Regions from separate parts of the Homo sapiens genome. Here all the other regions are linked to region 1. The links are chromatin contacts, found by Hi-C or POLR2A ChIA-PET in ENCODE. All regions are on one chromosome and are shown on one strand. Each heading gives the region's core, a stretch centred on a gene start or an enhancer-like site at or near the end of the contact. The rest is flanking DNA. Distances are from core to core; before and after follow the strand shown.

Evidence for each region. A loop is a pair of places that touch in the nucleus more often than their neighbours do. ChIA-PET counts read pairs that join two places held with the same protein, here RNA polymerase II (POLR2A). Pooled maps may share reads with other maps.
Region 2: a loop to region 1 is called in a pooled map, with 7 times the contacts of the local background. The contact joins two enhancer-like sites. A Hi-C loop is called at or near these places in 6 of 37 single-sample maps with no recorded cell type and 6 of 50 pooled maps.
Region 3: a pooled map shows a loop between it and region 1 (7-fold over the local background). The contact joins two enhancer-like sites. A Hi-C loop is called at or near these places in 2 of 37 single-sample maps with no recorded cell type and 7 of 50 pooled maps. POLR2A ChIA-PET finds 5 or more read pairs at or near these places in 1 of 52 experiments (Panc1).

What each region holds. Positions count from the first base shown.
Region 1 is chr6:156,395,706-156,398,441 of GRCh38, forward strand. No RefSeq gene overlaps it. Among named protein-coding and RNA genes, the nearest start is that of SNORD28B, 18 kb to the left of the region's middle. RefSeq lists a silencer at 469-518 and enhancers at 800-1,330, 1,331-1,860. Within about 2 kb of position 1,251, at least 6 of the 41 ENCODE cell types and tissues checked have a DNase peak (open chromatin) inside an H3K27ac peak, as active enhancers do.
Region 2 is chr6:157,569,910-157,572,609 of GRCh38, forward strand. The region is part of intron 2 of ZDHHC14 (zDHHC palmitoyltransferase 14); the gene reads left to right. Among named protein-coding and RNA genes, the nearest start is that of MIR3692, 42 kb to the left of the region's middle. Within about 2 kb of position 1,267, at least 3 of the 41 ENCODE cell types and tissues checked have a DNase peak (open chromatin) inside an H3K27ac peak, as active enhancers do.
Region 3 is chr6:155,169,916-155,172,615 of GRCh38, forward strand. All of the region lies in intron 9 of TIAM2 (TIAM Rac1 associated GEF 2), which reads left to right. Among named protein-coding and RNA genes, the nearest start is that of CLDN20, 93 kb to the right of the region's middle. RefSeq lists enhancers at 1,332-1,391, 1,432-1,851, 1,882-1,941. Within about 2 kb of position 1,401, at least 18 of the 41 ENCODE cell types and tissues checked have a DNase peak (open chromatin) inside an H3K27ac peak, as active enhancers do.

The DNA of each region.
Region 1 (2,736 bases), core at 1-2,500:
CAGGTCAGTCAAGCCAACAGAAAATGGTAAATTCACATTTATGGTGTGAACCAAGGCCATCACTAATAAAACTGTAACCTCGCTGGTGGAATACTGAAATATGTCTTGACATCTTTGCAAGAGTTGTAAAGAGAGCCTGGAAAAGAAAAGGAAAGCCCAAGCATTGTTTGCATTTTCTTTTTGCATTTCATTCAGCAAAGACTTTTTAAAAACTTAGTAGAGGGTGATACCAGATGTATTTAGTCTGCAGTATGGCCAGCCTTTAAGTACATGAAGTAATCCCGTCCAAACAGCAGCACAAGTGCCTCAGTTATCTCAGGTAACCAGTTTGGAAACAGCAAGAGGGCTTTGGGTTAAATATCAGAAAATATTCATAAGACACCATAACAACAGAAACAGAGTCGAACTAAAACTTTGTGGCAAAGCCAATATGTAAATCACAGCTGGTGATTTCTGTTAGGAACTTTGGTTTGGGAGGTTTCACAGCTTCATCTCCAAAGCCCCGATTCAAAACCACAATGTTCAGCAAGTCAGTGAGATTTCATGCTTTTATCTGAAACCCAGACCGACAAATGCATCTCTTGATGCAATTCAGGATCTCTGAATCTTCGCTAAAGAACCGAGCTAACCCATGGAACGCAATCTCAAAGCCTTGCTCTTACCCAGAGAAGCACAGTTGCCACTTAAAGGTTCAATAAAAGGAGAGGTAGGGAAATGCCTGCTGCCACAGCCCATTAGTTGCTACATTTAAACCCCTACCACAGTAACCAAATGTGATTGAGGTTTCAGAAGGAAACCTACACGGTATGAAATGTAGCAATCATTGGTCTATAAATATAGGATGTTATTCACTGTCAAGTACTTTCTCTAAAGGAGGGGTAGGGGGAATTCTTACTGCAAAGGTAGGTTGCAAAATTTTTTCACCTAGAAATAATTTAGAAACCGGCTGGGGCACAATCTCATAATGTCTCAGGTGCAAAAAGTTTCTGATGCACCGGAAACAAAAGCTGGCAAAACAAAAGCGACGTCAGTTGTCTCTCTGTTCTACCAATTGAAGCTTGGGTGTAAAAGGAGAATGTTTTTTAAATCCAGGGATTAGTGAGGGACGCTAACCCCTGAACCGGGATTACTGAGGGACAGAGAAAGAAAATGTAGAGGAGGAAAAAGGAACATTTTACAAAAGATTTCCTTCGTAACTACCTTCAGACCCCGGGGCTGCAGAAAGGAGTAGGCGGCTGCGGTGTCCTGGGCCCTGCGCGTCCACGCGTGGGAGGCGAGGCCAAGGCTGCCAGGAGGCGCTCCCGCACCCCAGGTGCGCTCCTCCAAGGAGGCCCACCCGCCTCCGCTGGCCCAGTTTTCGCTGTTTTCTCGGCGCACCACGGCGCCTGCAGTTAGTAGGCAATCCATCCCCCCGAGCTGCAGCGAGTTAAGCTGCAGGCCTTTTGTAACGGCCTCAGGTGTGAGCTGCCGCAAGCCCCCCCCACCCCCACCCCCGACCAGAGGATCACCGGCCCGGCCGAGAGGACTAGGAGCCAGGTGTGCGAGGCCGAGGGATCCACGCCGTTCCCGCCCAGCGCCCCCTGGGTTATTAGGCCTCGCTCCCCCACACAGCCCAGCTGGTAGCGAGGCCGGAATCAGGGCCCTCCGTCGGAGCTCCCACCTTTAAAAGAACGCGTCCAGAGGGCGGAGCCAGCTTAAAAGCGGGTCGAGACATTCACCTGTGGTTAGGCAAAGACACGAGAGAAATAGTTAATTCCTCAGGTGCCCCAAATCACAATAGAGCTCGGGAAGGAGGAACAACTTGACAGAGAAAAGAGGACAGGACATTGATCAGGGAAGATGTCTGCAGAGCTTGAGGTTGGGGGATTGGGTTCCAACCAGGGAAGGTAATTCTGCAAAATTGGAACACACAGGCCCTCTGTCTGTAGGCAAGTCTGACAAAGGGCACAATCCAGGAAATGGAATCGAGATGCGTCCCCTGCCTCTCAGCCTACTGACCCACTTTCCTCCGGCTACGTCTCCCCCAGATCCATGCCCCTCCTTAAATCTTCCTGCTAGCCCAGAGGGAGGAAGGATGAGGCCTGGGGATCACAATGTAGGTGGAACGAGAAACCTGGGTCTGTTTGACAGTTTCAGAAGCAAAGAAGCGTCTCTCTCTTTCCCAAAAAAAAAATCCTTTCTGAGCCCCCCTCACTCAGTCCCACCATACATACATACACAATGCACCTGAGGAGACCTCCAACTCCCTGTCAAGGAGGCTGAATTTCTACACGTAGTCGCTCATTTTGTTTAAAGCGCAGAAAACATCTGCACCTAATAAAAGATGTTAGTGTGCCATTCTAGAAAAGAGAAGCCTTTGATACATTCTTTGGTGTTAATGCTGCGGCATGAAGTATTTTCCCAGATTGCAGTCTGTTATCTGAATGGGGCAAAGATTCCCTAAGTGAAGGGAATATTGAAAGAAAGTTCTGGAGCATGCAATCCTGTCCAGTTGAAGTACTGCAGGAAAAGGAAGCACGCACACACATATGTACACAAATGCACACTCATACAGGCAAATCCTCCATGACTGTGCCTCAGAATCACCTTATTCAATTGACAGAAGCACAGTGTGACTACCATACTTTTGTTACATCCATGAAGTGTGTGTAAAGAAACACAAGTCACACGATCCTTGGCTGGCATGGCTGCCTCTGCCCTGCAAGTGCCCATGGCCACAGGGAGTTGCAATGGTAC
Region 2 (2,700 bases), core at 17-2,516, 1.2 Mb after region 1:
GCTTGTATATATATTGGTTTATATTTGTTAACCTTAATGAAGATTTTTATTCATTTTATCCAATCTGTGTTGATTAGAGGCAAAAAAGAAAAGAGCTTAGGACCATAATAGATGGGCATTTTTATTCTTTAAAGTATAGTGTACTTATAAATAGCATCCCCTGCTTCTGTACTGGTAATCCTAATTCTCTTTTCTTCAATGCTAAAGATAAAATCTTGCACCAGTCCGGTGTAGAATGAGTGATAAACCAGCCCTTGCATTCAGGTCTTTTGCTAATGCTCTCAATATTAATGCCACTCAAACTTCAATAAAAGCCTGTCTGATTTTCCTGGTGATAATGGTGAAGCCTGGCCCTGCCATAGCGTGGTATCCAGTGTCCACTTTTTACCTTTGTTCTTGTCTACTTGTCTTACAATAATGCAAACACTGACAACCCAAATTGATCTCTATCACTGTACAATATTTACCCATTTCTGACAATGCAGAAATTATGTACCACAAAGTGGAAACACACAAATATTTCTAGCTTTGGCTTTCAGTGGAAGAACTGATCTTCACTTACGCAGCACAGCGGTTTTGTGTATATACTCAGAGAACTTTGACACAATTTGAGGGAAATTAAAACTTTGCAAGGACAAAGCCACTTTCTTTTCCTTTCAAGGGCAAGGCTTTGGCATCCATGTGGAAAAAAATAGTATGGAAAATATAAGGTAGTCATTAATTTTCATTTTGTTATGAGCATGTATTGGATTAACTCAGTTAAACTAAAAAGGTCGCAGCTACTAAACACTTTCTTTTTATTGTTTTTAATTGTACTAATTAGTGATATATATATGTATATACATACACACACACACACACATATATATATACACACACACACACATATATATACACACACACACACATATATATATATATACACACACACATACATCTATATTGCCCTTCTGAGTCTGGGCAGCCCCTGAAAAAAGAGCTTTTGATAGCTGTGAACATCATAGCATCTGACAGTTCAAGGTCTTTGCATGAATTACAATGTCCCTGAACTGCAGGAACTGAGATTGTCATGGTTTAAAAATGGAGAAGCTGAAGTCTGTTTTCTCCACCAGATCAAAGAATCATACTCTTTACTGGGGCCATTCTATGTTTCCATTTTCTGGAACTTATATTTTCAAAACAATTTGTAGGAATATTTGTGTTTCTATTCATGGAATCATTTTTGAACATTGATGTTTGCCACTCCGCATTCACGTTAAAGTTCAAGCAAATAGCCACTTCAACTTCATGAGAGCATGCCTATGTGCACGAGAGCATTCCTTGAATGAAACGTACTTTATTAGGGTCTTTCTCACCTAAAATCAGCATGCACTCTAGACCACAGCTATTGTCTGTCATGATGTTTTTCAAACTGTGCCTCCTGGAGCCCAGGCAAGGGACAGACATGTTGGGTGTCCCCATAAACCAGAGCTGCTTCACTCTCATCTGTTTTGTATACTGAGGTTCTTTGTAAAAGTTTCTTTGAACGGAAACTCACGATGCTATAAATAACAACAAAAACAAACAGTTTAAACACCTGGCCTGGCTGTTTTACTGGGCAGACCTTCCATAATTAACTAGATAATATCAGCTCTTTGGGTGACGGGAGCATCTTCGTAAGTGGCTTGCATCTTTCTCTTTTGTCTGTGTTTTTAGCCAGCTGCTTAGATTCCCCAGCTAATGGTACTGAAATGCAGCCTTGGGGTTCAGCTGTTACTTGTATGGTGTACAAACCTGTCTCTCTCAGCTGTACACAGGGAGCTGTTATAAAAATGCATATTCTTAGCCCCTCCTGCAGATAAGAATCTTCAGGAATGAGGAATCTGTATTTTTTTTTTTTTTTTTTTTTGAGCCTGCTAGGTAAGTAAACCTTTCGTGAATGGTGCTTGGGGCGGGGACTTCACCAAGCTTAGCTAACTAGTTGGCTGACTTGCTGTTAATTTTGTCCTGCCTGCTAATAAGTGTGTGCACCTACGGCAAGGCTCCTCAGATTTTCACGTGCATCCAAATCCAAATTCAGGGTGGGAGGGTGTGTGGGGAATCTTTGAAAATGCAGATTCTGGCTCAGCAGGGTCGGGGCTGGGAGGAGACGCTGAGATGATTCATTTCTAATAAGCTTCCTGGTGATGCCAATACTGCCAGTCCATGGCCCACACTTTGAGTAGCAAGACCCTAGGGCAGGGCCTCTCAGCCTCAGCACTCTTGATATCTGGGGCTGGAACGTTCTTTGTTGGGAGGGGCTGTCCTGCACATTGTAGGACATTTAGCAACACCCCTGGCCACCACCCACTAGGTCCCACTTGTGACACTCCCTCCCACTCATGACAACTACAAACATCTCTAGATGGTTTCAGATTTCCCCCGGGAGGCAAATCGCCCTGGTTGAGAACCACTGCCCTAGATGATCCCGATCATCAGCCAAGTTTAAGATCTGCCATGAGTATGATTTGTCTGCACACTTAAATTATTAAAAAATACAGATTCTGGGTTTATCTGGCCTCCCTAGAGTACAAGCCACAATAAGAAAGAGGACTAACCTTTTTTTTTATTTTATTATTATTATACTTTAAGTTTTAGGGTACATGTGCACAACGTGCAGGTTTGTTACATATGTATACATGTGCCATGTTGGTGTGCCGCACCCATTAACTCATCATTTAG
Region 3 (2,700 bases), core at 151-2,650, 1.2 Mb before region 1:
TGAAGCAGTTCTTCTGCCTCAGCCTCCTGAGTAGCTGGGATTACAGGCACCTGCCACCAAGGCTGGCTAATTTTTGTATTTTTAGTAGAGATGGGGTTTCACTATGTTGGCCAGGCTGGTCTTGAACTCCTGACGTCGCGATCCACCCACCTCAGTCTCCCAAAGTGCCGAGATTACAGGCGTGAGCCACTGCACCCAGCCAGTTCTTACTCTGCACTTACCATCTCTTACTGTTAGCCACTCTGTCAAGTGCGTATGTCATGGCTCCCAGGAAAGCTTGTAATCGATATAGTTTATATATGCCCTATTTCTATTAGATGTAGTCATTTAATGGCTGAGGATGACTGATTTGTAATAAAGGCCCATAATTTTAGGGTCCTATCTCTTCCAGCATTATATAACAATGTAAAATTCTTACTTTGAAAGTTAAGAGGCCTGGCATGGTGGCTCGTGCCTGTAATCCCAGAATTTTGGGAGGCTGAGTCAGGTGGATCATTTGAGACTAGCCTGGGCAACATGGTGAAACCCTGTCTCTATCAAAAATGCAAAAAATTATCCGAGTGTAGTGGCTTGCTCCTCGGAGGCTGAGGTGGGAGGATTGCTTGAGCCTGGGAGGCAGAGGTTGCAGTGAGCCAAGATCGCACCACTGCACTCTGACCTGGGTGGCAGAGTAAGACCCCATCCCTGAAAAAAGAAAGTTATGAAACTATAGCATCAGTACACTTCCTATTAACAGAGTTTATGTTGGACTTTGAAAATAAATTTTGCTGATGTAGCCACTTACAGTGAGAATTTAAGCTTAGTGCTTAAGATGGGCTCAAATCAACAGGTCCCATCGATGCTCTAAGGAGTGAGAAGAAACTATGATTTCTGCATTTGTTTTACTCCTATTTGTTTTAGCTAAGCATTACTTGTGATGTAGGGATACTGAAGAAATTCCTTTCATTTATAGGACAATTTTAATGCAGCCTCTGTAATTTCTGTGCTATCGTACCCAGATAACTAGATTCAGATAGAATGGCAGATAGAACTAAGGGTGTAATTTGTTTTTTTATATCTCTGGGACTTAAAATTCTGCCTGAGCTGGCTAAATAATTAATATTTCATTTTGCTACTTTTCATCTGCTAATCATTCTTGGAGAATACTTGTAACCTGCACAAACCTATTTTTATACAATAAGTACATTACGCCCATTTCTATAACACAGAAAGGCTGTTGTGAGGGAGGGGCCGTGTGCATTTTAAACTATTTCACTCTAATTGATGCATCATATAACAGCCCAACAGTGAGTCACCCTAATTCAAAATCTGTTAAGTCTGGAATAAAGCCAGTCTTACTTGAACATTTTTTTAGAGGACACTTTGGCTTGCCAAAAATGAAAGCTTTTCATAACGAACGTCTGGATGAGTAATAGTGAGTCTTACACGGCCTTTGAAGGGAGGTGTTTGTCATGGAGATTGTGACAACAAAGTCCCCACTAAGGCTCAGATGGCGGCAACCCCAGAAGCTTCATTGCAGAAATTGTGACAGCCCCTGGGCCTTGGCCCCTTCTTCTGGAAAATTGGCTTGGGGTATTCCAACTTTCTGTGGCAGTGAGTGAATGCAGTATTGTCATCTTAGTCATGAGCTGTAAACTGAAAAAAAAACCTAAAAAACCCCAAAAAACCCCAAAACCAAAACAAACCCCCTAATATTGTTTTCTTAAATGGAAAATATGAATGAAACAGCTTACTCTTCACCACAGTATGGTAATCTGTTTAGAGAGAATATTAATACACAACCCTACATAGCATATATATATGCATACAGCTAGCGAGCTAGCTAGATCCATCTTTGTTTTTCTTTCATATCAACCGATGTGTGGGCCTCAGTCCAAGAAGGAAATAAACACTTTCTCTTCTATGACATTTTACTGTTGTTAAGAAAACTGGGAGCGTGCAACTCCCTTTTGTGTTTTCTCCTCATCTCCCTTGCAAATAGACTTTCCTTTTATCAGCCACTGTGGTGGTTTGGGCCCATTTGTGACAGCCAGATTGTGATTTTGCTACTCACTTCCCTTCAGTGATCCAAGTAGTAATTACAAGCCATTTGATCCAAAAGCATCTGCTGTGAGAACACACGGAGTTTCAATTTTTTCTCCTTGCTGCATACTGAGCATAAGTAATTTGACATGTGGTTTCAGGACCATTGATGTAATAATAATAATAATAAATACTTCTGTGGAATGCCCTCCAAGGAGAGCTAAAGTGATTTGCAGACGTTCACTAGTCAGTCTGGAGTGACTGTGGCTGCAGCCCAGTGATGTTCCCGTGTCGTGATGGCCAGTTGGAGCTGACTGCAAGGTGATCTGAGCAGCAGTGGCCAGAACAGTGGCCCAGGGCTTTGGAACAAAGGATGATTCTCAGGAAGTTCTTTATAGTGGCCATCGCTGAAATGCAGTAGCTACTCCCAGTACAGTATAATGCCCTGATCCAGCCTCAGCTTCCAAAAAAAATCTTTACAATTTATGTCTTTCAAATGCAATTCCTCCCATCAGTCTCCTAACCACCCCACGAGGCTGGCGTTTTTAACCTCTTTTGAAGGTGAAGGAACAGAAGTGCAGAGGCACTAGATAACAGCCCCTAACAAGGCTGAGATTTGACCTGGATTGCCTTGCTATTATTGTATTTTTTCTGTCTCCATTTGCATTCTCAGGACCA